3 separate regions of the Homo sapiens genome follow, and regions 2 and 3 are each linked to region 1. Evidence: chromatin loops called from intact Hi-C (ENCODE). Cell type or tissue: dorsolateral prefrontal cortex. All regions are shown on one strand. Links, peaks and the distances in the headings refer to the core of each region. The heading gives the core; the rest is flanking DNA.

Evidence for each region. A loop is a pair of places that touch in the nucleus more often than their neighbours do. Peaks named below come from ENCODE experiments on the same cell type or tissue, not always from the same donor. Only the 100,000 strongest peaks of a DNase experiment are listed, where the experiment ranks them.
Region 2: a loop joins it to region 1, with 5 times the contacts of the local background. A loop is called at or near these places in 11 of 110 quality-filtered maps.
Region 3: it touches region 1 in a loop (6-fold over the local background); 80 of 110 quality-filtered maps call a loop at or near these places.

What each region holds. Positions count from the first base shown.
Region 1 is chrX:103,530,096-103,538,365 of GRCh38, reverse strand. It overlaps LINC02589 (long intergenic non-protein coding RNA 2589), which reads left to right. Exons shown (of 6, transcript NR_131237.1): 3 at 138-230; 4 at 410-459; 5 at 7,182-7,256; 6 at 7,469-7,599. Among named protein-coding and RNA genes, the nearest start is that of RAB40A, 15 kb to the right of the region's middle. RefSeq lists an enhancer at 4,630-4,699. In dorsolateral prefrontal cortex, for the core only: CTCF peaks have their summits at 4,546 and 4,745 (motif pointing left); DNase peaks (open chromatin) are centred at 4,495 and 4,755; H3K4me3 peaks cover 722 bases; H3K27ac peaks cover 420 bases; H3K27me3 peaks cover 3,552 bases.
Region 2 is chrX:103,827,157-103,834,462 of GRCh38, reverse strand. It overlaps RAB9B (RAB9B, member RAS oncogene family), which reads left to right and starts at 2,206. Exons shown (of 3, transcript NM_016370.4): 1 at 2,206-2,403. In dorsolateral prefrontal cortex, for the core only: no CTCF peak of the experiment used is centred there; DNase peaks (open chromatin) are centred at 2,222 and 2,632; H3K4me3 peaks cover 2,721 bases; H3K27ac peaks cover 2,125 bases; H3K27me3 peaks cover 4,797 bases.
Region 3 is chrX:103,807,618-103,814,923 of GRCh38, reverse strand. It overlaps a transcript of RAB9B not described here. Among named protein-coding and RNA genes, the nearest start is that of RAB9B, 21 kb to the left of the region's middle. RefSeq lists an enhancer at 6,948-7,306. In dorsolateral prefrontal cortex, for the core only: no CTCF peak of the experiment used is centred there; no DNase peak of the experiment used is centred there; H3K27me3 peaks cover 3,981 bases.

The sequences.
Region 1 (8,270 bases), core at 1,726-6,725:
CTCAGTCAGAAGCTCAGGTGTTGGCCTTGGGACGGGTGAGCAGGAGAGAAGGAAAGTAACATGCACTGAACTACTGAAAGCAAATGCACTCTATATTTCATCTCCTTTAATCTTTTTGTTTTTGTCTGTTTTGGTAGAAACAGTGTCTCACTATGTTGCCCAGGCTTGTCTTGAATTCCTGACCTCAAGTGATCCTCCCACATCAGCCTTCCAAAGTGCTGGGATTACAGGCATGTACCACCTCACCTGGCCTCCTTGAATCTTAATTGCTATCCAAGGTACCCATTATTCAGATGAGGGTGCTGCCTTTAGGGGAGTTTTTGTGAATCGAGGAGAAAACTTTATCTCCTGACCAGCTGCTAACTCTGGAATACTCTAAAGTTTTATCATTTTCTCTTGATGCCTCCAGGTCTCTGAATGCTCTAATCTCCCTCCTGGCTGACAGTACGGGCTCCCCAGGTATTTTCCAAAGTTTTTTCTTTTTAAATTATGACATGTATAATTTTTTAAGTCTCATTATGGAAATTTAAAATGCTTTCCAAATGAAAAATAAAAAACCAGTAACAATTGTATTAAGGGAGAAAACATTTTCAAACTACATCTCAGATATTGGGTTGGTGTCTGTGATTTGTGAAACATAGTAACAAAATGATTGGCAACAATTTCAACAGATAATTCAAATAAGTATATATGTGAACAATAAATATTAGAAAACACAGAAACCACAAGAACTAATGAGATGCAAATATTTTAAAATCCTGAGAATTTATAATAATTGGAAACAACAAGATACAAAAGATGAGGACGTGATTGCACATTTGGAACAGACAATATGTGTGTGTTTGTGTGTGCGCGTGTGTGTGTGAATGTGTTCATGTGCACCTCACAGGAGCACATCTGGAGAGTATGCACCATCCTAGGGACAGTAGACCCCTTGGAATCAAAGGGTGGGAGTTGGACCAGTGAGAGTGCAGATTAATTTCAATTTATGAATGTACTCATATATTGTTTAAAATTCAGTATTTGGGAATACAAATATTTTGATAAAAATTTGAACACAAGATAGTTTTGAACTGATTGTCAAAGATAATATGCACATATTTTCATTAATTTGAAAAAGAATTCATTGTGTTATATTATGAAAGAAATAAAAAATTTAATTGAATCTGTGTGTGTGTGTGTGTCCTCTAGCTCTGTCACCCCATATACACACTCACAGATGTAGCATTATCTTTAATTCAGATGGGAGCTGCAACCAATCTGAGTTTTATATATCCTAGAACATGATGAATACAAGGAGACTGCTATCATTAGATCAATAATTCAAAAAAACCTCTGGCTGATATAGTGAAGCTAACTTCCAACCTCAATCCCTCTCCCTTCCCTGCTGAGCCTCTGGTCTGACTCTCAATGCTGCAATCCTGTCTTTGGCTACCAGGAGGCATCACAGCTATCTCCATGTCTTTTGTTCTTTTATTAATGAAAAGGGAGTACATTTTGCTAAGAGTAACAAATGTTATGAAGTGATTTGTTTACTCTGACACCAGTTCTATTTGGAAAATTCACATATTAAAGCAGGTCCATTTGCTGTTGACCCCAAATCTACATCATATTCATTAATTTATCTCTTCCCTCCACGGTGTAGGTTGAGGTGTCCATAAAGTGGATAGGTTCCTCCCAGAGAGCAGGGTGTTGCATTCTTCATTACTGCACCCCTGTACAGGCTTCCCAGGCCTTCTCCCAACCCCTCTCAGTCATCTTCTCTCCTGGACACTATGAACAAGCTGCCCAGGTCCTATATCAGTGACCCATCCACTCTCAGCCACCTCCTGCCTGCCCTGCACTGACCAATGACGACTGGTGACTGCCAAGATGCACTAGAGCTACCTGGTGTTTCATGGCATGGATTTCCTGGAGCATATGTTTTTACAGTCTTGTTTTTTACCCCTATCATTTTTTTTTCCTTCTGAGTATGGGGAAGTGGATTTGGGTCTGCTCAGAGGCATGATGCTGAACAGCTTTTATGAGATTAGAAAACACCCAAGAATGTAGAGAACATTCTGTCTCTAAAACTTTGAACTCAAGGCATATCAGAGAGAGATTTGCTTTCCTTATATGGATGTCTGTGTTCTCATTAGGAGAGAAACAATGAAAAATAACTTTTTACAATGCCTGCCTTAGCCCTGAGGCTCAGCCAGCCCCCACTTCTGTGTCTCAGCATTTAAAGGGCCATTGAAGTCCCACTCCATGCTATATATTCTCCACAGGTTTTCTCATTAACCCCTCAGGACAGCTCTGTAAGGATGGTATGGTCAGTCCCATTTCACAGATGACTAACTCAGGCTCACAGAGTCTAAGTCATCTCCCCAGGTAAGTGGCAGGATTGGAATGAGGTTCCATCCTTCGCCCTCCCTAGAGGACCCTGGGCAGCTTCCCTTCTAGAAGATGGGCTTCCAGGGCTTGAAAAATGGCCAAATTCCACTCCCCTGCTATTGTGGCCCCACGGGTCCTCCACTCCACAACCCCTCTGGGTGATGAAGATGACAGAGGAGATGAAATCTTGTCCTTTGTACCAAGAGACCTGGGTGTAGGGCCACATGAGTTGGCTGATCCCTGAGGTGGCGAGTGGGCTCAGGCAGAAGCTCAGGTGTTGGCCTTGGGAGAGGAGAGCTGGAGGGAAGGAAAGTAACATGCACTGAACTACTGTAAGCCAATGCACTTTATATTTTATCTGCTTTAATCTTTTTTTTTTTCTTTTTTTGGTAGAGACAAGGTCTTGCTATGTTGCCCAGGCTTGTCTTGAATTCCTGGCCTCAAGAGATCCTCCCTCCATGGTATCCCAAAGCACTGGGATTACAGGCATGAACCACCTTAACTAGCCTCCTTTAATCTTAACTGCTATCCAAGGTACCCATTATTATGACCATTATTCAGATCAGGGTGCTGCCTTTAGGGGAGTTTTTGCAATCCAGGAGAAACTTTGTTATCTCCTGACCAGCAGCTAACTCTGGAATACTCTAAAGATTTATCATTTTCTCTTGATGCCTCCAGGTTTCTGAATGCTCTAATCTCCCTCCAGGCTGACAGTACGTGCTCCCCAGGTGTTTTGGAATGTTTTTTGTTTTTCAATTATGACATGTATAATTATTAAGTCCCATTATGGAAATTTAAAACATTTTCCAAGTGAAAGATAAAAACCCAGTAACCATTGTATTAAAACAGGGGAGAAAACATTTTCAAACTACGTCTCAGATGTTGGGTTGGTGTCTGTGATTTGTGAAACATACTCATTAACAAAACAATTGGCAATGATTTCAACAGAAAATTCAAATAAGTATATACATGGACAATAAACATATTAAATATGCAAAAACCACAAGAACTAATAAGATGCAAATATTTTAAAATCCTGATAAATTATAATAAGTGGAAATGACAAGATGAGAACTGTGATTGCACTTTTGGAGAAGACAATGTGTGTGTGTGGGGGGGGGTGGTGAACGCGTTTATGTGCATCTCACAGGGACACGTCTGGAGAGTATGTGCCATCCTAGGGACAGCAGACCTTTTGGGGTCAGGGGGCAGGAGTCAGGTCTGTGAGAGATGCAGGATAAAATTCCTATTTTTGAGTATAATTTTGCATATTTTTTGAAACTTTATATTAAGGAGAAGAGTATTTTGATAAAAACTTGAACACAAAAAATCCTTATGAAGAGACTGACAAAAGAATTGTATACATGTATTCACTAATTTGTGAAAACATTCAATGTATTCGATTTTATAGTGAAACAAAATAGATAAAAATCGAATTGACTGTGTTTCTACATGTGTGTGTGTTTGTATCTGTGTCTCCTCCAGCTAAATTACTCCAAATACACACTGACAGGTACAGTTTTACCTTCAATTTAGAGGTTGGTGGTCTAGAACTAATCTTGCTTTTAGATATACAGGAAAATGAAAGATACAGGGAGATTGCTACCATTAGGTGAATAATTCCAGAAAACTTTGGCTGATACTGAAGTTTTCAGCCAAGCTCCTAACCTCCATCTGTCCCTCCCAGTTGATGAACCCCCTAGTCTGAAACTCTCAGAGCTGCAATCCTGACTCTGGCCCGACGTGATATCTAACTCCATTATTATTTTCCTTTTTCTAATGAAAAAGAGTACATTTTTCAAAGAGTGGCAAATGTCTTGGAATTGTTTGTTTACTGTAAGTTTTCTTTGGAAAATTCACATGTATATTAAAGCAGGTCCATTTGCTGTTGACCCTAAATCCACATCTCATTCATTGATTTATTTCTTCCTTTGTTAGTGCAGTTTGAGGTGTCCATACTGTAGAGTGGTCCCTCCCAGGGTGTAGGTTGTTCACTCTCCATTACCCCACACCTGAACAGGCTTCCCAGACCTCCTCTCAGGCATGCCCTCTCCGGGACGCTATGGACACAGCCGTCCAGACCCCATTCCAGTGCCCCCATTCTCTTCCACTCACCTCCCGCTGCCCTGGTTTGCGCTACACCAGCCTGCTAAGGACTGCCAAGGCTCGCTCCTCGTACGTGGTGTTTCATTGTATAGACGCCATGGAGTACATGTTTTTGCAGTGTTCTTTTACACCTATCAATTTTTTTCTGGAAGAATTAGAATCATTCTGTCCATAGGTTCATAGACTGGGTTTTAGTGGAGGGTATTTTATTTTTTCGCTCATTGCGTAAACGTCTTTGTAGAGGTTTGATTATGAAGGTACGTTGGTGCCCCCTCGTGACAGAAGCCTGAACTGCAGCTTTTACGTCTGAGCAGGAAGGTGGGAAGGAGCAGTTTGGCCCAAGCCCACTCTATGGAGTTTTCTGGAAGTCTGGATGGAAAATGGAGCAATTCCAGGCTAAAAGAATATTTATGGCCTCCAAACAAAGTGCAGCCTCTCACTATGCTGAGGAGAAGGCTTTATGTGGGAGCAAGAAAAATATTATTTTTATTTGTATGCTTTGAGTCCTCTGCAAAAATAGCTGTAGATGGATATGAGCAAAAATGGATCCTGGCTACTTATGATCTTTGTAACCTGCCTTTGACTTTATTATGACAATTTTTCCATGAAAATACATGTCTACCATAACATTTTAAATTACTTTACAACATAATTTTAGTTTTTATTTTTGCCATCAACTGGATGTTTCATCTTATGGATGGTACCACATTTATTTCACTTTGAGATAAAAATGTAGTTCCTTTACCATGTTTTATTATAAACAGTAGCAAACATAACATCCTTGCTCACATATATGCAAATGTATTTGTAAGAATTTCTTTATGAGATTGTCAAAATGCTCTTTTATTATGAAATCTATAAAGTTTTATATTAACACAATACATGATAACATTATTACTCATATATATTCCTACTAATATGGTATGAAAGTGTCTGCTCACACACTGGAAATAATGTTGATTATTGATAACTGGTTAGGCAAGAAATCATCTCTCATCATTGTTTTCATTATAACTTATTTTTACTGCCTCCTAGAATTCCATCCTATGGATGTGACATAATCAATTTTCACAACCCTATGTTATTCAGAGTGTCCTGATATTTCCTTTAATCTACACTGGCATCTTTTCAAGGTCTGTGCTCTGCTGAAGGGCACAGTTCCTGTGGCTGTTTGCACTGAGCTGAATGTGTCCTCTTGGAACACAGCAAACTGTCTTAGAAAAATTCTAGTATTGTGATAATAGAACCCAATTAGCGCATGAATGTGGGGGAGTGTGTGTGAATGTGTGCAAGTGTGTGTGTGCTGACAACCACACTTGCCTCTGCTTCCTTCTGCCTCTTCATGGTTTTGCATCCTGTTTGGTCTCCCTTTCTAAATTCAGGTCTAGCAGTGAAGAGAGGGTATTGTTAGGATGGCAGTCCTTATAACCAGACCCTTATCAACATCCTTCACTACATCCTGAAGTTAAACTTTTAAAAAGGAAATTGTTGGTGCTTAGTGTATGCACCTATGTAACCTTTTGATAAGTATTGTCATGCTGACACCCAGAATGTTGTGCCATTTAGGCTCCCCAAAGTGGAACAATGTGAAAAAGTTTGGAGAGGGGTGAGGAAAGTAATAATGCTGGCATCCTGTCACAGAGGGAAGGCCCGGGACCCTGTTGTGGTCCCACTCTCAAGCCATCCCAACATTTGGAAGACATGAAAATGATCAGACCTGAATTAGACTTCAGGTAGCATGTGGGGTGGGGGAAAGGTCATTGGAGGAACACAGGACGTAGAGTCAGGGCTGGGATACAGCTACAGCTTTATGTACATTCGTGTTTATATAAGACATGTGCATCAAGGCCTTTTTATGAAAAATTTTGGTCATTCCTGTGGTACAATAGAAGCCTTGGCCAATATTTTTTAAACAAATTTCTTGCAATATTATTTATAGACAATGGAACCCATTCATTTTAAGGTTGGTGATTTTTATTAAATGTATAGAGTTGTACAACCATCACCATAATTGAGTTTCAGAAATTTCAATTGTCCCCAAAACTCCCATTGTGCTTCAATGCAGTTAAACCTGCACCTATCCTCAGCTCTTGGAACCACAGTTATGCTTTGTGTGTCTGTGGATTTGTTCATCCTGGACATTCATATAAATGGAATCATGCCGTATTTGGTCTTTTGCATCTTTCACTTAGCATGATGTTTTTAGGGTTCATGTGTATTGTAGCATGTAGCAGAATTCATTCATTTTTTAAAGGCTGAATAATATTCTATTCTAAGGATATACCACATTTTGTTTATCCATCTGTCTATTGATGGTCATTTAGATGATTTCTGCTTTTTGCCTGTTATGAGTGATGATGTTATATACGTTTATGTACGAGTTTTTATGTAGACATAGGTTTTCATTTTTCTTGGCTATGTACCTAGGATTGGGATTTCTGGGTCATATGGTAAATCTCTGTTTATTCATCTGAGGAACTGCCAGACGACTTTCATAACCCTGACAGTCTTGAGGAGTACAGGCTCAGTCTGTTGCTTCTCTTGTGATTTGACTGTGGTTACAGATTTTGAGAAGGAATACCACTAGTTCCGGTGCCCTTCTTGTCGCATCATATCTGGGAGTATACGATGCCTGCATGATGTCACTGGTGATGTTAACCTTCATCATTTGGTTAAGGATGGTGTTTGTCATGTTTCTCCAGTGTACAGTAACTATTTTTCCTGTATCGAGAGAGCATATGGAGAGAAGAAGGAAAACACATGTTTCTAATTTCACTGTGAGTCACTGTCATTTCTATGTGGTGGAATGAGCACCCTGCTGGGCCTGGGGGAAGGGAAGAAAGCGGTTCTACCATCTCCATCCAACTGAGTCATGGACCCCATGAGTGGAGTTTGGGGTACAGGGATGAAGTCATCACTCACCCCATTTCTTACTGTTTCATAGTTTTTCCTACCTCCTATTTTCCCCCCACCCTGTTGTATATGACAGAAATATGTTTCCTTTGCGCTCCTGAGGGGCTTGATGAAAACCTTATACTATGTCTGCTGGACAGGACACTGGAGCAAGAGATACTGGAGATCTCTCTGCATCCTGGCACCAAACCCAAACCAGTAACTCTGGGACATTCTTGACTGAGGGGTAAGTCACTTCTCCTGCTAGCCTCCCTTAGAAAGTGCATATTTCTGTTATGTGGGAGCTTCATTGCTGTGTGGTAGAGTAATGGTGAGGCACACAGAAGCAGGTAGAGATGGAGTGCCTGGTGGGTGAGCCAACACCCAGGGCACAGGCTCCAAGACTTGTGCTGCCTGATTCACCCTTCTCATGGTCTGGGTCTTCCCATCTTTCGGTCGTCTCTCAGAGTACCTTGGATTCCTGTTACATCCCATACTGTCACAAAGAGCAGGGGACAAATGGGGTGGGGAAAGGAGCAAAGACAGAGAGAGGTAGAGGTGATCCCTGGAGGGCCTGCTGTTTTCTGTTCTCTTCGCTGTTCTTTCTTGTTCCACATGTTTCTTTATTTCACCCCACAGTTAACCTCAGAAACCTGGTAATCCATATGATCCCACAGCTATGCCTCATGGCCCAAAGGGCAGGATTTCATCTCCACCGTCCTTTTCTTCAACGTGAAGGGCTGTTGAGTGAGTACCCTTAGGGCACAATACTGGGGAAGTGTAAAATTATCATCTTCCAAATGGGAAGCTGCTGGGGGTGGGGGGCAAGAGATGGAACCTCATTGCCATTCTGCCACTTATCTGTAGAGGATCTTAGTCTCTGTGAGCCAGAGCTTGAT
Region 2 (7,306 bases), core at 280-5,279, 300 kb before region 1:
TGGCCTTCTATCTACCGACTACACTATGATTCTATTGTGTGTGTGTGTGTGTGTGTGTAACTGTGTTATAAAAATAGAATTTTTATTGTGTGTGAAGGACACTATTTGACAGATCTCAATGATTGACCATTGGGAATAGTCCCATCTGAGAGCCACAAAACCATCCACAGCTGTTACTTTGAATCTTCGTGCTGTCCATTTTTGCTGATCCCTCACAACTAGTGTTAGTCATGTTGCTTCCATTCTAGAAAGATAATAGTAGCTGCTTTTTAAGTGGCCTCTAGAGACTCTTTTAATATAGGATTTACATGTAGGAATCTTTGGTCTAACAAAGGATTTTTCTTACCTTTAGGTGTTCCAACATTCACTAAACGTGTGGTGCTTTCAGCAGTTGTGAGATCCTGACTACAGAACGAGGTAGCTTAGAAACTAAAAGATCCTTAAAACTTGCCAGTTGGTTTGGGGGTTTCTCAGAGATTTTTAAACTGTTGGAAAATGGCATCTATGAGAAAATGAAAAAGTAGTCTAGATTGTTACACCTAAAGACGAGTTACTCTAATATGAAGGACTGTTATTTAAAGCATTTCACAAAACTATTTATTGAGGTGCAAAAAGAAAACATTGGAACATCAATATATTTATTTTTCTCATTCTTTTAAAATTTCTGTGGAGTATTTTAATGTTTACTCATTAAAATGTATGTTTAAAGTAATGTGTAATGTATACATGTACAGTAGTACATGTATATAATCTATAAATCCTTATACATATGTTGGGGCCCATGCTCAATAGTTTTTTAATAGACTAAAATGTATGCGGAAAATTTGATTTAGAGGATTGTGTGAATCTCGTCTTCATCAGAAGAGTGTTTTAGAGTGTATGTGTGGGGAACGGGGTTGGTTTAAATAGGAGCACATGAGATTCAGTTACATCAATTTATTTTATTTAAATATAACAACTATTAGTGATACAGCATTCATTCATATTCAGCAAATATTTTCTGAGCATGTCCTATGCAGCAAGCATTGCCCTAGGCTCTGTGCATACGGTGGTGAACACAAACGTTGTCCTTGACCTCATAGTCCTTCCCCACTATAGTTTAGTAGGGAAGACAGCTGTCAACCAAATAATCATACACTTAAATGTACCACCAAAAATGGGTAAGTGTTATGAAGGAAAAATACAGCAAGTTACAGGAGGCTACAAGAGTATAAACTGGGGCACCATCTCTATTCTGAGATTATCGAGAAAGGTTATCCTGAGAAGTGACATTTAAGCTGGGGCCTGCGGAGATTGATTGCACGATTGCCTTGTCAAGAGACAGAGGAAGAGTGGCCTAGATGGAAGTAGCGGGTATGTGTGAGGGCCTGGACGGGGTCATGAGATGAGTGAGGGCCTGTGCCACAAGGTCACAGGGTTTCGGGCAATGGGGAAGCTTCAGAGATGGAGCTGCCTGACAGAGAGGTGGAGTGCAGGCTAAATGACCTCAGGAGCTTTGTCCTTCTTCAATTCCAGGGGGAAAATCACAAACTAGTTGGAAGTACCAGAGGGCTACAGAAAACAACAAAAAGAGACTAGCTGGTCGGCTAGGCACAATTAAAACATCAAATTCTGCCCCAGCAGCAATTCCGGGAAATTCAAGTAATGCCCCCTGTGTGGCCCTCTAGAACTGTATCTGGTAAGAGTAAAGGGCAGTGTGTCCTCTATGCCTGCGCTACAGATGTGGACATTTTTTTTAATTGCCTGAAAATTTCATAAGCTGTAGCCAGTTAGAGGGCCTAGCAATGTGTTGTGATCATGTGTTTTCCTGAGTTATTTGAAACAAGAGGGTGTATGTACTACCCTCTTGGCAAAATTAAAGGATTTTGAGCTAGGATAAATGAGGTAGATCAGAGGATAATTGCAGGAAGTGGGGCAGTGGCTAGCCCTGCTTGAGGGCTTAGGCCCAGGCTGCAGAGGAGCTAAGTGGAAGAGCAATATTTGACGGTCTATTGCCGCTGTGCCTACTAATCGGCTAGGGGAGGAGAAGGAGGACAAGGGAGACCAGGGTTGGACGATGAGCATGAAAGAAGAGTGGGCGAGCCAGGGAGCGCTTGCCACATGGAGGGCGGGAGGCGGCTACACCGGGTCCCCACCGCCGAGAAAGGGGCACGAGGAGGCGGCGCGGGCCCCGCCCCCTCCCCTGGCGGGCGCGGGCGCGGGCTCGAGACGCTGCGCGGCGGCAGCGGCGGGCGCGAGCGGCAGCTGTCAGGCCACCGAGGTCCAAGCCGCACTTGCTGCCCCATTGAGGACGAGGAGGCAGCAGGAGCAGTGACGGTGACTCTAAGGAGCCGGATTCCCGGCACGCAGAGCTGACCTGCCTGGCACCCGCGGCCCTCTCCTGTTTCCTTCCCATTGTGTTGGGTAAGGTGCCTGTGCGTGGGCAGGAACAGGGGCTAGGGGCTGGAGGACCCGGAAGGCCGGGAGGTGGGGGGCCTGTGAGAAGAGGGAGAAAGGAAAGTCTAGTTGATCCCCAGGACCACTCGTAGCTTGAGAAAAGGGACTGAGCCGCTCCCGAGGTCGGAGTCGGGGGCAGGTGACAGTGCAGGGGGGCGTTGCTGAGTAATCCCGAGCTGCTGCCAGAGCCGAGCAGAGAGGCGCAGGGCTCCGTGGGGAGCGGGTGTGGCTCAGTGCGCATGCGCCACAGCCGACTAGCTCTAAGAGCTGGGGGTGAGGTGAGAGGACCTGGGTCGGAGGTAGTTGGGACTATGTGTGACATCTCACTTTCTAGGTCCGTAATGCTAACAGTGCCCCTGTCGTAGAGATGCCAGCATTCTTGTCTCCCAAGGAAGCTTTTTTTCCTTGTGTTCAGCTCGCTTGATGTCATCCAAACCTTATCTACCTATCTGTCCCTGGGCAGTCTACTGAGGAAGAAGTGTCCTGGGGACGATGCCAGATTGCTATCTAGTGTGCCTTTGGGCTTATAGCCCTAGAGCTGTCGTTGTGAGCAGTGAAAGGTTAGATGTGGGACTCCACATTGGACCCTTTGAGTTGCATATAGGATATAAATGTGGGCATGAATGTAGGAATAGCGTTTCAGTGGCATGACAGCTGTGGCATTTGGAGTCGGCATGGATGTAGCTGATAACTTGTTAGCTCTGCAAAATGAATCCAGTGCGTCAGAGGGTTTCCGCGCTACGAAGCACCCACCACCAGCACCAACGCCAAGTATTGGGTTGTATTGGAAACACACTCAAACATTCAATCATTTCTCATCCGTGTTGAATTTTACATAAATATAGCCGCGCCCAATTCTTCAGTGCAATATTTCCAATTATTGTGCCAGCATTCAACAGTGAGTTGAGTAGCCCTTACCAGTGTGTCGCCACAAGATGGGCTTTCCCCACAGGTCCAACCATGGCTCCTCCCCTGTACAGACTTCCAACAGTGCCACTCTCATCCAGTGCCTAGCCCTCCCCAGTTGCTCTTCCCCTATCGATCCCTGCAGTACACATCCCTTTCAAGACTTGCCTCCGAGCAATCTGCACTACTGATTTTGAGCATCATTCCACTCCATGGCAACTGAACTGATGCGAATTTGCTTTTCTGCCTCTCTTCTCTCCATCATCATACTAAAATGTACTATTTTCAAAGGTTCAACTTCTTTTTCTTCATTGTACTGCCTCCTCCCCCACCTCCACTCCCACCTCTAAGCATTCCCAACTAAATACAATAATTTGAATAAGGCTTTGTGGGTACTGCAGATTCAGAAGGTTTCAAGTGTGTTAAAGAACAAAGAGCTGGGGAGTATTGGTTATGGAAATTCCTAATTCACCTTACTCTCCAAGACTGAGACCCTGATGGGAAAAAAAAAAGTTAGTAAACTATCCTTAGAGCATGCTCATTAATGAGTTTGTGGGGGTAGGAAAGGGGAATTGCGTCTCTCGAATATTTTACTCAGTTAGAGTCAGATCTTTCTCTGAATGGGATCAAAATCAGAATAAGCGTTTTGGTCCAAATGCTCGCCCGACAGAGGACCCATAAGGGATGCATACGTCATTTGACTTTCCTATTTACGTATTTAGTGTTATCAAAGAATTCATTTGCCTGCTTAATGTTACCTTGTTTAAAGGTTTGGATTAAATCCGGCATATTCTGGGGGAGGAAAAAATGATTTCATTTGCTTTTACACTGTGCTAGTTCTTTTTAATTTAAGTATGTACTAAAGGACATGACATTCATTTTCAAACAATGATAAATGATTGTGGAGAGGCCAGCACCCACCGACAACATCAACTGGATATCATTATTCTGCTCTTGTTTTGGGTAGGAATGGGGAAATGTATATACTTATTTTTAAAATGTGAGAGTAGGGGGAGGAAAACTGGAGCATTTCCCTTGACTTTCAACAGGTGGAATTCCCATTACTCCCCATCCAGAAAATGATCGAGTCAAGTTCATAACTTCTGCTCTTTAGTTACCTTATAAATAATAGTATTTTGGCATCTTACAGAACTATGGATCTATTGTACCTTGGCATCAATTCAGAGGCATTAATTCTGGGCACCTACCTAATCATTTAATTGGTAAACAAATATTTATTATCTCCATGGAGGATCCTGGTGCTGCACACTGAAGGGGCTTCAAAGATGTATACAGTGAGCTTACTATCTAGGAATTTAAAATTGATCATGTAAGAAAGACAGGAAAAGTTTGTTAACAAAATAAGTCAGTATAATGACATTATTTCAACTGTAAACAATGAGATCCTGAGCTTGCATGTTAATTTGTAAACTCCCTGAGGGCAAGACCTTGCCTTAAACATTTATTAATTCCCAACAGTATCTACATCCAATGGATGTTTGAGTGATGAAGCTTTGCAAAGTAGATTGAGTGGGGAGACACCAGAAGCAGGGAGAGAAGAACTTTCACAATAGATTAGATGTGAGAAATTGTGGGCCAAAATGAGGATGGTAGCACAGGACTAGAAAATGATACTTCAAGGGAAAATCAGCAGGATTGAATGAAGGCAAGGAGACAAATCTAAACTGTATTCATTTTTACTTCTAGAAAATAAATGGGAGTTGGAGACAGCAGAGGAGAGTGGAGGGTTTCCTTAGTAAGGACACAACACACAATAGGCACTGTAGTGTTTTCTCAAATATCAGTAGCAAGATTGGACCAGAAGACCCTGAAGGTCCCTTCAATGCTGAGATTCTGTGCCATATGCAGATGTTCAAGCTTGTTGAGGAACAAGGCATTCTCAAATATGGAAGAAAGAGAAAAGGAAGAATTCTTATACTTTCACTAGCAGGCCCTTTCTGAGAAGGGTTAATACTGAGCCACAAGGCCCCCACCAGTGCATGAAAGGAGGTGGAGGAGCCAGAGGAATAAAAATCTCAAACCAAATTTTTCAAAAAATGCTTACAAATCTTTGCAAACTTCATAAGCTTTTCATTCTCCCCCAAAATCCTGTTAAGTAGGGCAGGTATTATCTGCTCTATTTTTATGTAAGAAGATACTGAAACAGAAAGATTAAATGACCTGCCCAAGTTCATAAAATAAATGAATGGTGTAACAGTGATGAAGACCCTGGTGTCCTGATTACTGCCAGCTAGCTCAGTGCTCTTGACACTGAACCACATTGCTTTTCCTCTTTTTCCCTTGGCATAGAGCCTATAGGCCCAGAAGTTATGTGTGCACATAACCAAATAGGGAATGCACAAGCAACTGCAGCATTATCTCAGACAGTTATTAATACATCATCATTATTCCTGGAGCTGAGCATTTGGTTTCCATATTCACTCAGTCCTTGACCTGTCTATTGAGTTTATCTGCAACTGGGAGAATAGGGTCAGTGAGTCTTTTAATGATGTGAACGCCTGTTTGCTAGGAACTCAAGGAAGCTTGTGTGGCCTGGACGCTTAATACTAGCCATCAGAATCATGCCCAAGTTTGTACTTCTGTTGCTTTTCAAAATGAGAGTTCAAGAGTTTTGCTCTGTAAAATTATCCTACAGACCAGTATAAAAAAATAAAAAAGTGTGCTAACACTTGTTTCATCTCCATTTAAAGAAATGTTTGTTACTTGAGCTAATTCCAAAGACAGCAATTTGGGAGCAGGAAAAAGAGGACAAAAATTAGGAATTGTAGGAAACTTGAGAATTCTGTAGAGTGTATATAAACCAAGAAGGAGGATAAAGCCTATCCATTTAGGAGATATTATTTAAATTCATAATTACTGATTTAGATATCTAATGAATCCTTATTATAAGTTTTATCTATATTTAGAAAATAACATGTGATTATTAAGCAGCAGATTTTTTTTTAAAGCTTCGTTCTTCCTCAGTAAGAAATAACACTACACAGATCTAGGCACTGTTTTTCTTCTTAAACCAGTACTCTTGATGCTGCTTAAATAAGATTCTTGCCATAATTAATTATAATATTAGATGAATGTATATTTAAATTTAATAACACCAGCTAAATATTAAAACTGGTGTTTAAGACAGATGAACTGCCAGGTACAGCGGCTCACGCCTGTGAACCCAGCACTTTGGGAACATGAGGTGGGCAGATCGTTTGAACCCAGGAGTTTGAAACCAACCTGGGCAACATGGTGAAACCCCATCTCTACAAAAACTACAAAACTTAGCCGGGCATGGTGGTGCATGCCCGTAGTCCCAGCTACTCAGAAGGCTGAGGTGGGAAGATTACTTGAGCCCAGGAGGTCGAGGCTGCAGTGAGCCATGACTGCACCACTGCACTCCAGCCTGGGTGACAGAATGAGACCTTGTCTCAAATTTAAAAAATAAATAAAGAAAAGAAAAATGACCTAAACTAATTAATAAAATAATTAGCCAAGATAATATACTTTATTGTAAACAGGAAGCCCACAAACACAATTTTTTTCTGCTCTCTAATTATGTGGAATCAATTGCAGAGACAACCTTGAGACAGACTGGTGAGTGCACTAACAACTTTCTTGGAGATGGGAACGTTGGTAGGTATAAAAGGAAGAAGTTTCATCTCCGACTTAGGATTTCAGCATATCTTAGATTGCTCTGTACTTTCCTTTTCCTGAATGTCATCTATTGTGAATATCATCTTTCTTTAATTTGCTTTTACTTTGAATGGAGAATTCAATTGAGAGACAATATAAAATGTAAAAAATTATATAAATTACAAATTAGGATAAGTTAAAGTTCTTGGAATAAAATTATTTTGCTTATGTTAAGCATAGGTAGCATTTTGAACTTTTATTTTTGAAAAGCACCCTCTGTAGGTTACTTGAGGTTGCTGTGGGTTCTTTTTTTTTTTCTGACTTG
Region 3 (7,306 bases), core at 280-5,279, 280 kb before region 1:
GAACCTGTTATTGGTCTATTCAGAGATTCAACTTCTTTGTGGTTTGTCTTGGGAGGGTGTATGTGTCCAGGAATTTATCCATTTCTTCTAGATTTTCTAGTTAATTTGCATAGAGGTGTTATAGTATTCTCTGATGGTAGTTTGTATTTCTGTGGGATCAGGGGTGATATCCCATTTATCATTTTTTATTGCGTGTATTTGATTCTTCTCTCTTTTCTTCTTTATTAATCTTGCTAGCAGTCTACCTATTTTGTTGGTCTTTTCAAAAAAACACCTCCTGGATTCATTGATTTTTTTAAGGGTTTTTTGTGTCTCTATCTCCTTCAGTTCTGATCTGATCTTAGTTACTTCTTGTCTTCTGCTAGCTTTTGAATTTGTTTGCTCTTCCTTTTCTAGTTCTTTAAATTGTGATGTTAGGGTGTCGATTTTAGATCTCTCCTGCTTTCTCTTGTGGACATTTAGTGCTATAAATTTCCCTCTAAACCCTGCTTTAAATGTGTCCAGGAGATTCTGGTATGTTGTGCCTTTGTTCTCATTGGTTTCAAAGAACATCTTTATCTCTGCTTTCATTTCGTTATTTACCCAGTAGTCATTCAGGAGCAGGTTGTTCAGTTTCCATGTAGTTGTGCGGTTTTGAGTGAGATTCTTAATCCTGAGTTCTAATTTGATTGCACTGTGGTCTGAGAGACAGTTTGTTGTAATTTCTGTTCTTTTACATTTGCTAAGGAGTCTTTTACTTCCAATTATGTGGTCAATTTTAGAATAAGTGTGATGTGGTGCTGAGAAGAATGTATATTCTGTTGATTTGGGGTGGAGAGTTCTGTAGATGTCTATTAGGTCTGCTTGGTCCAGAGCTGAGTTCAAGTCCTGAATATCCTTGTTAATTTTCTGTCTCATTGATCTGTCTAATATTGACAATGAGGTGTTAAAGTCTCCCATTATTATTGTGTGGGAGTCTAAATATCTTTGTAGGTCACTTAGAACTTGCTTTATGAATCAGGGTGCTCCTGTATTGGGTGCATATATATTTAGGATAGTTAGCTCTTCTTGTTGAATTGATCCCTTTACCATTATGTAATGGCCTTATTTGTCTCTTTTGATCTTTGTTGGTTTAAAGTCTGTTTTCTCAGAGACCAGGATTGCCACTCCTGCTTTTTTTTTTTTTTTTTTTTTTTTTTGCTTTCCATTTGCATGGTAGATCTTCCTCCATCCCTTTATTTTGAGCTTACGTTTGCCTTTGCACATGAGATGGGTCTCCTGAATACAGCACACTGATGGATCTTGACTCTTTATCCAATTTGCCAGTCGTCGTCTTTTAATTGGGGCATTTAGCCCATTTACATTTAAGGTTAATAGTGTTATGTGTGAATAAGACGGAGGTTGCAGTGAGCCAAGATCACGCCACTGCCCTCCAGCCTAGAGACAGAGCAAGACTCTGTCTCAAAAACAAACGAACAAACAAAAACAAAAACAAACAGTTCTTGTGATATCATTGGCGACAGATTGCAGTATTTAATAGATGCAAAAAGGTCTCTTTAAAACAAACAGGTTTTTTAGAAAAATTCTAAAAAAGGAAGGTTGAGTCCAGTTTAGGGGTGAGGTGCAGAAAATATGGTGATATGTGTGCCATTTTAGGTCAAATGTTGGAACAGACTCTAAGATGCTTAGATCCAATCCCTTCTTTTTATAGACAATAAAACTGATGCTGGACGTGCTGGCTCAAGCTTATAATCCCAGCACTTTGGGAGGCCAAGGCAGGCAGATCACAAGATGAGGAGATCGAGACCATCCTGGCCAACACGGTGAAACCCCGTCTCTACTAAAAATACAAAAATTAGCCAGGCGTGGTGGCATGTCCTGTAATCTCAGCTACTCAGGAGGCTGAAGCACAATAAACACTTGAACCCAGGAGGTGTATCACACCACTGCACTCCAGCCTGGGTGACAGAGCAATATTCTGCCTCAAAAAAAAAAAATTTAAAAATTAAAAAAAAAAAAAACTCAGGAACCGAGAAGTTAAGCAAATTGCTAAAGGCAATCTGGGGCTATGGTTTTAACACTGTAGTTTGGAGGACACAGAGAGTTAGGGATGGGGAAGTAATGAAACCTGAGATGCAAAAAAAGGAAAGGTTTGGTTTTAAGCAAAGCAGGGTTTAGGCATCAGACAGTGGAAGGGGCAGAAGCAAACAGTAGCAAGCAGCTCTGGCCTGGAAGAAATTTTCCCAGAGTCTGTCATATCCTTGTTGCTCCTCCCAAAAGGAAGTAACCCTAGGAACTACTGAGAAGTTGTGCCTCCACAATAGTCTCTGACTTACTGAATAAACAAAAGCTACAGAAAATTGTTGTTAAAATCAGAGTTGTTGGTTTTCGTTAGTGACCCAAGTCTTTAAAAGTCTGATTTAAAATTACCTAAATGATACAATCTAAGTGTCCATACTAAATAGAACAAAGAAAGAGGTACTTGACAGGGAGGATCACCAAGATCCTACTACTCAGTCCCACACTCTCCTTGTTTCTTTCATGTAGAGATAAAATAAGAAAAATAGCTATTGGCAATGAACTGTGGAAATTGGTGTTTAATTGACAACTATGCAGCAGTTTTTGGTTGCTATTGGCTGAATATATCTCCCTAATTAATATGTTAAAAACTTAATCTTCCATGTGATGGTATTTGGTGGTGGAGTCTTTAGGAGGTAATTACAGTTAGCTATTAATTCGTGAGAGTGGAGCCTTCATAATGGGATTCGTGCCCTTATAAGAAGAGAAAGAGGGTATGGTGGCACATACCTGTTTTCCCAGCTACTTCAAAGGCTGAAGCAGGAGGATTGCTTGAGCCTAGGAGGTCCAGGCTGCAATGAGTCATGTTCATGCCACTGCACTCCAGCCTGGGTGACAGAGAGAAACTCCTTGCCCCCGCTTTCCATAAAAGAGAGAGAGAGAGAAAGAGAGGAGACCTCTCTTTCTCTCTCTTTTTCTGCTTTGAGGATACAAGAAGAGGGTAGCTATCTGTAAACCAGGAAGGGGGCCCCACCAGACACTGAATCTGCCAAGACCTTGATCTTGAAGGCTCTTTCCCAGCCTTCAGAACTATGAGAAATAAATTTCTGTTGTTAAGCCATCCCGTCTATGGTATTTTTATAGCCACCTAAGAAGACTAAGTCATTAGCTTTTGTTATTAGCTGTATTTCAGCCAAATGAGTCTTCTAATCTGTAGTGTTATTCTTTAGATTGTGATGGCATGGCTCTTTGTCCTAAGGTAATTTTTTTGTATATACTAAATTGAGTTGGAAAGCTATTGTGTCTCTGCATGATACATTTTTAAATTTTTTTTCTAGAATATTTCTTTAGTTACAGTAATAAAGCATGTTTATTTGACATTCTGGCAGAGATTTTAACTGGCATTTCCACATGTCACTATTATAATAAAAATTAATGTTTATAACGGGAACCCCTAGACATTGCAAGAGCCCAAATTAATTTCTGGATCATCAAAGAAAAACTAAGGGTTATTATTATTAGGTCTATTTTATGGTATGGAGAATAAGCATTTCATGCATGTTGCATAGTGACATGATAATTAACCACAATATTCTATTTCCCTGGAATGGAGAGATTATTTTCTTCCCCTCTTCACTTTTACTTCCTCATAGAATCCTGTGATTTCACTAGTAGGTTGTTTTGTCCAAATTCCACCCAATGCTTGAGTATTTTCACCCAATGCTTGAGTATTTTCACCAAATGCCTGCCACAGAGTCAATGCTAGAATACCTCAGGAGACAGAAAACTTACCATTTTTTGAAGCAGATCATTATATCTTGCAAAAATGGCACATGATCCCTTATATTGAGTAAATTCTGACTTCTTATGACTTCCACTCCTTGGTCCTAGGGCCACTCAAAACAAGGATTCCACATGACACAGGACTTCCGATAACTAAAGACAGTTCTTTCCCTCCTGGACATGATTTTTATAACTTGAAATATCCCCAGGTTTTTCAGTGAAATATGACATATTTAAGTCCCATTACTGTAGCAATTAAATAAATATCTGTTCAATGTCTTCCCAGCGTCAGGTACTGTTTGAGGTATGAAGGTGAAGAGAGTAAATGGGAAGTGGCAGAAGCATGATTGATACCATGTTAAGAAATGGGGATCTATTGTGAAAGGAAAAAGGAATAAAAGAAGGTGTTCTAAGCAAAGGGGTAGGAAGCTTAGGTTTGGGTTAGAGAATGATTACTCATGTTGTGGAGGATAGGTGTGGTGGGAGTGGGCATGAGAAGCCTAGAGGAAGGTGACTAGCGAGACAGCTATAACAATAGACAGGAAAAGCTGAAGAGTCACGCAGGTTATGCCATGGCATTTAGACTTTATCCTGCCAGTGCCTTCAAAGAAGCATTCACAGAACAGCAGACTACTTGTAGCAGATCCACCTGGGGGCTTTGTTAAAATGCAGATTCCTGGACCCCACCATGACCTGCTTAAAGTCTCAAAGGGTGGTGCAGCCCAGGCATCTGCATCTTATCAAGTTTTTCTGGTGACTCTGATGCAAAGCCCAGATGGCAGTAGTCAGAGAGTTTGTTAGGGCAGTAGAAGCCAACAGGCATCCAGACCTCAAAAAGCCACACTCTGCTAAGACAAAAGAGTTTGGAAATGCCCTGCCTGGGAAGCAGGAATTCACTTCATCCCTCCACCTGCACCAATCTCCCCTTCACTATTTGCCTAGCTGGTGCCTTCTTTTTCTTGGTGTCCAGACTTAAACATCACCCCCTTGGAGTTCTTTCCTGGCCCCTTACTCAGTCTTATAGGTGTTCACAATATCCTGGGGTTTAAAAAATTCTATTGTGTCTCACTTTCCATGTGTATGATTCTTCAGCAAGGCTCCTTCCTACTAGCCACTAAGCGCCACAAAGTTGAGGCCTGGGCCTACTGTGCACCCTACAGCACCTAGTGCAGGGCCAGGCATAGGGTAGGTGCCAGCTAAAGATTTTTTAATTAAGCCAGGTACAGTGGCACATACTTGCAGTCCCAGCTACTTTGGAGGTCGAGGTGGGAGGATCATTTGATCCCAGGAGTATGACTTCAGCCTGGGCAACAAAGAGAGACCCTGCCTCTGAGAAAAAAAAAAAAAGAATGAATACCTGAAAGAATGGATGGGAGGCACTGGTGCCTGCCCCAGCTTGAACTACCATGCTGCATGGCAGTGGCTCCATGGGGGTTCATCTTAGCTGCTCTGGTGGCAAGGTTTCTTGCAGCATCATTGTCTTAGTCAGCTCAGGCAGCAATAAAAAATATCACAGGCTAGGTGGTTAAAAACAACAGAAATTAAGCCGAGCATGGTGGGTCACGCCTGTAATCCCAGCACTTTGGGAGGCCAAGGCAGGCAGATCACCTGAGGTCAGGAGTTCAAGACCAGCCTGACCAACATGGAGAAATGCTGTCTCTATTAAAAATACAAAATTAGCCGGGTGTGGTGGCCCATGCCTGTAATCCCAGCTACTCGGGAGGCTGAGGCAGGAGAATTGCTTGAACCCAGGAGGCGGAGGTTGTGGTGAGCCAAGATTGAGCCATTGCACTCCAGCCTGGGCAACAAGAGCAAAACTCCATAAAAAAAGAAAGAAAGAAAGAAATTTATCTCTTACAGTTCTGGAGGCTGGAAATCCCAGACTAGGATGGTCAGGCTCTCCAGAGGGCCCTTTTACTAGCTTGCAGATGGCCACCATCTTATTGTTTCCTCACATAACAGAGAGAGAGCGAGAGAGACAGAGAGAGAGAAATCATGCTCTGGTCTCTCCCTTTTCTTATAAGGACACCAATGTCATTGTGAGGACCCCACCCTCATGACCTCATCTAAACCTAATTACCTCCCAAAGATCCCCTTCTCCAAATACCATCCTATAAGGGGTTAGAGCTTCAACATATGAATTTCACTAGCATTCATTCCATAACAACCATTAATAGGCTTGAAAGGTGACAAAGAAAGGGCCTGGGCCCCTTCTTCATGGGTCCTAGTCTCTAGGCAGAATATGAAGTCAATCCCAACATGTACAGCAAACAGGAAAGCCAAGCTAGCCAGGTCTTGGGCAAGAAGCCACAGGCAAAGGTGCATTTCCAGCCAGTTAGCTGGATCCCCGAAGCCCAGGGGGAAGGGGGCCCTGTTTCTTACTGACCCTCTTGCCCTGGCCCCAGCTCACCTGGCCTCTGGCTCCCCAGCCTTCCTGTCTCCCTGAGAGTGGGCCCTCAGAGTTTCTCTTACAGCTGCTGTGTACAGAATCATGAGAAGGTGGCTTCTAAAGCTCAGGAGCACTGGGCTCCAAGGCAGTGTTTTCAAGGGTGCAGAGAAAACGAGGGGTGGGTCATGTGCCTTTGCATGGCATCACGTGTGATGTGTATCGATCTAAACATATTCTGAAGGGATGGCTCAGGCTACCTGCAAACAGCCTCTTCTGGGAGACGATATGGCCAGAATGTCACATTCCTTCCAGAAAGACAGACCTGACAGTTTACGGCTCAACAAACCAAGTTCTGGAGAACGAGGCTCTCTGATGAGAGACCAGTAGCTGACATTTATTGGGTGTTTATTAAGGCCATGTGCTGAGTGCTTTATGTGCATTTTCAACAATCGTCTGAGGTAGGTACTGTTGTTGCCCCCATTTTACAGATGAGGAGACTAAGGCTTTGTCAAGCTAAATGGTTTTTCAAGGTTACATATCTTGGAAGAAACAGAGGCCTGCAGCCTGGCAGCAGAGCCCATGGTCTTCATGGCATCAGCATGTGTGTTGCCTTCTGTGTACTAGCAAACAAAGACTCAAAGAGAAGGCAGGCAATATCCCTGGGGTCACACAGCCAGTTAATACCAGAGCTAGAACTAGAAATGCAGTCTTCTCTCCCCCACTCTGGCTCTCCTCCTGACATGGCCTCAGTCACTCAAGGTACAATAGGGATAACTCGTCCCATTTTACACAGCTGAGGTCTCTTCCATCCCATGACTGGATTTTCTATGACTGCTCAGTGCTCAGAAGATTCCAGGACTGGGAATCAATGGTGGAAACAGGCCTCTGGGTTTGACCACAGCTGTGGAGAAAGATGACAGCCCAGATGAGCACCATGGTCACCCCAGGGCCATGAGTCTCTAGAGGTGCCATTCAGCTTCCCAAGTCCCTGGGTTTTGGGGACTCCCTGTCACAGCCCTTTGGGGGAGCCTCCCACCCCTGCCACTGCATCTCTTCCTCCCCTTGGCTTCTCTCTGTCTAGTTGTGAGGGCTGGGCTGAGTAGGTCACTCCCAACCAGGGCTTTTAATGAGAAGTTT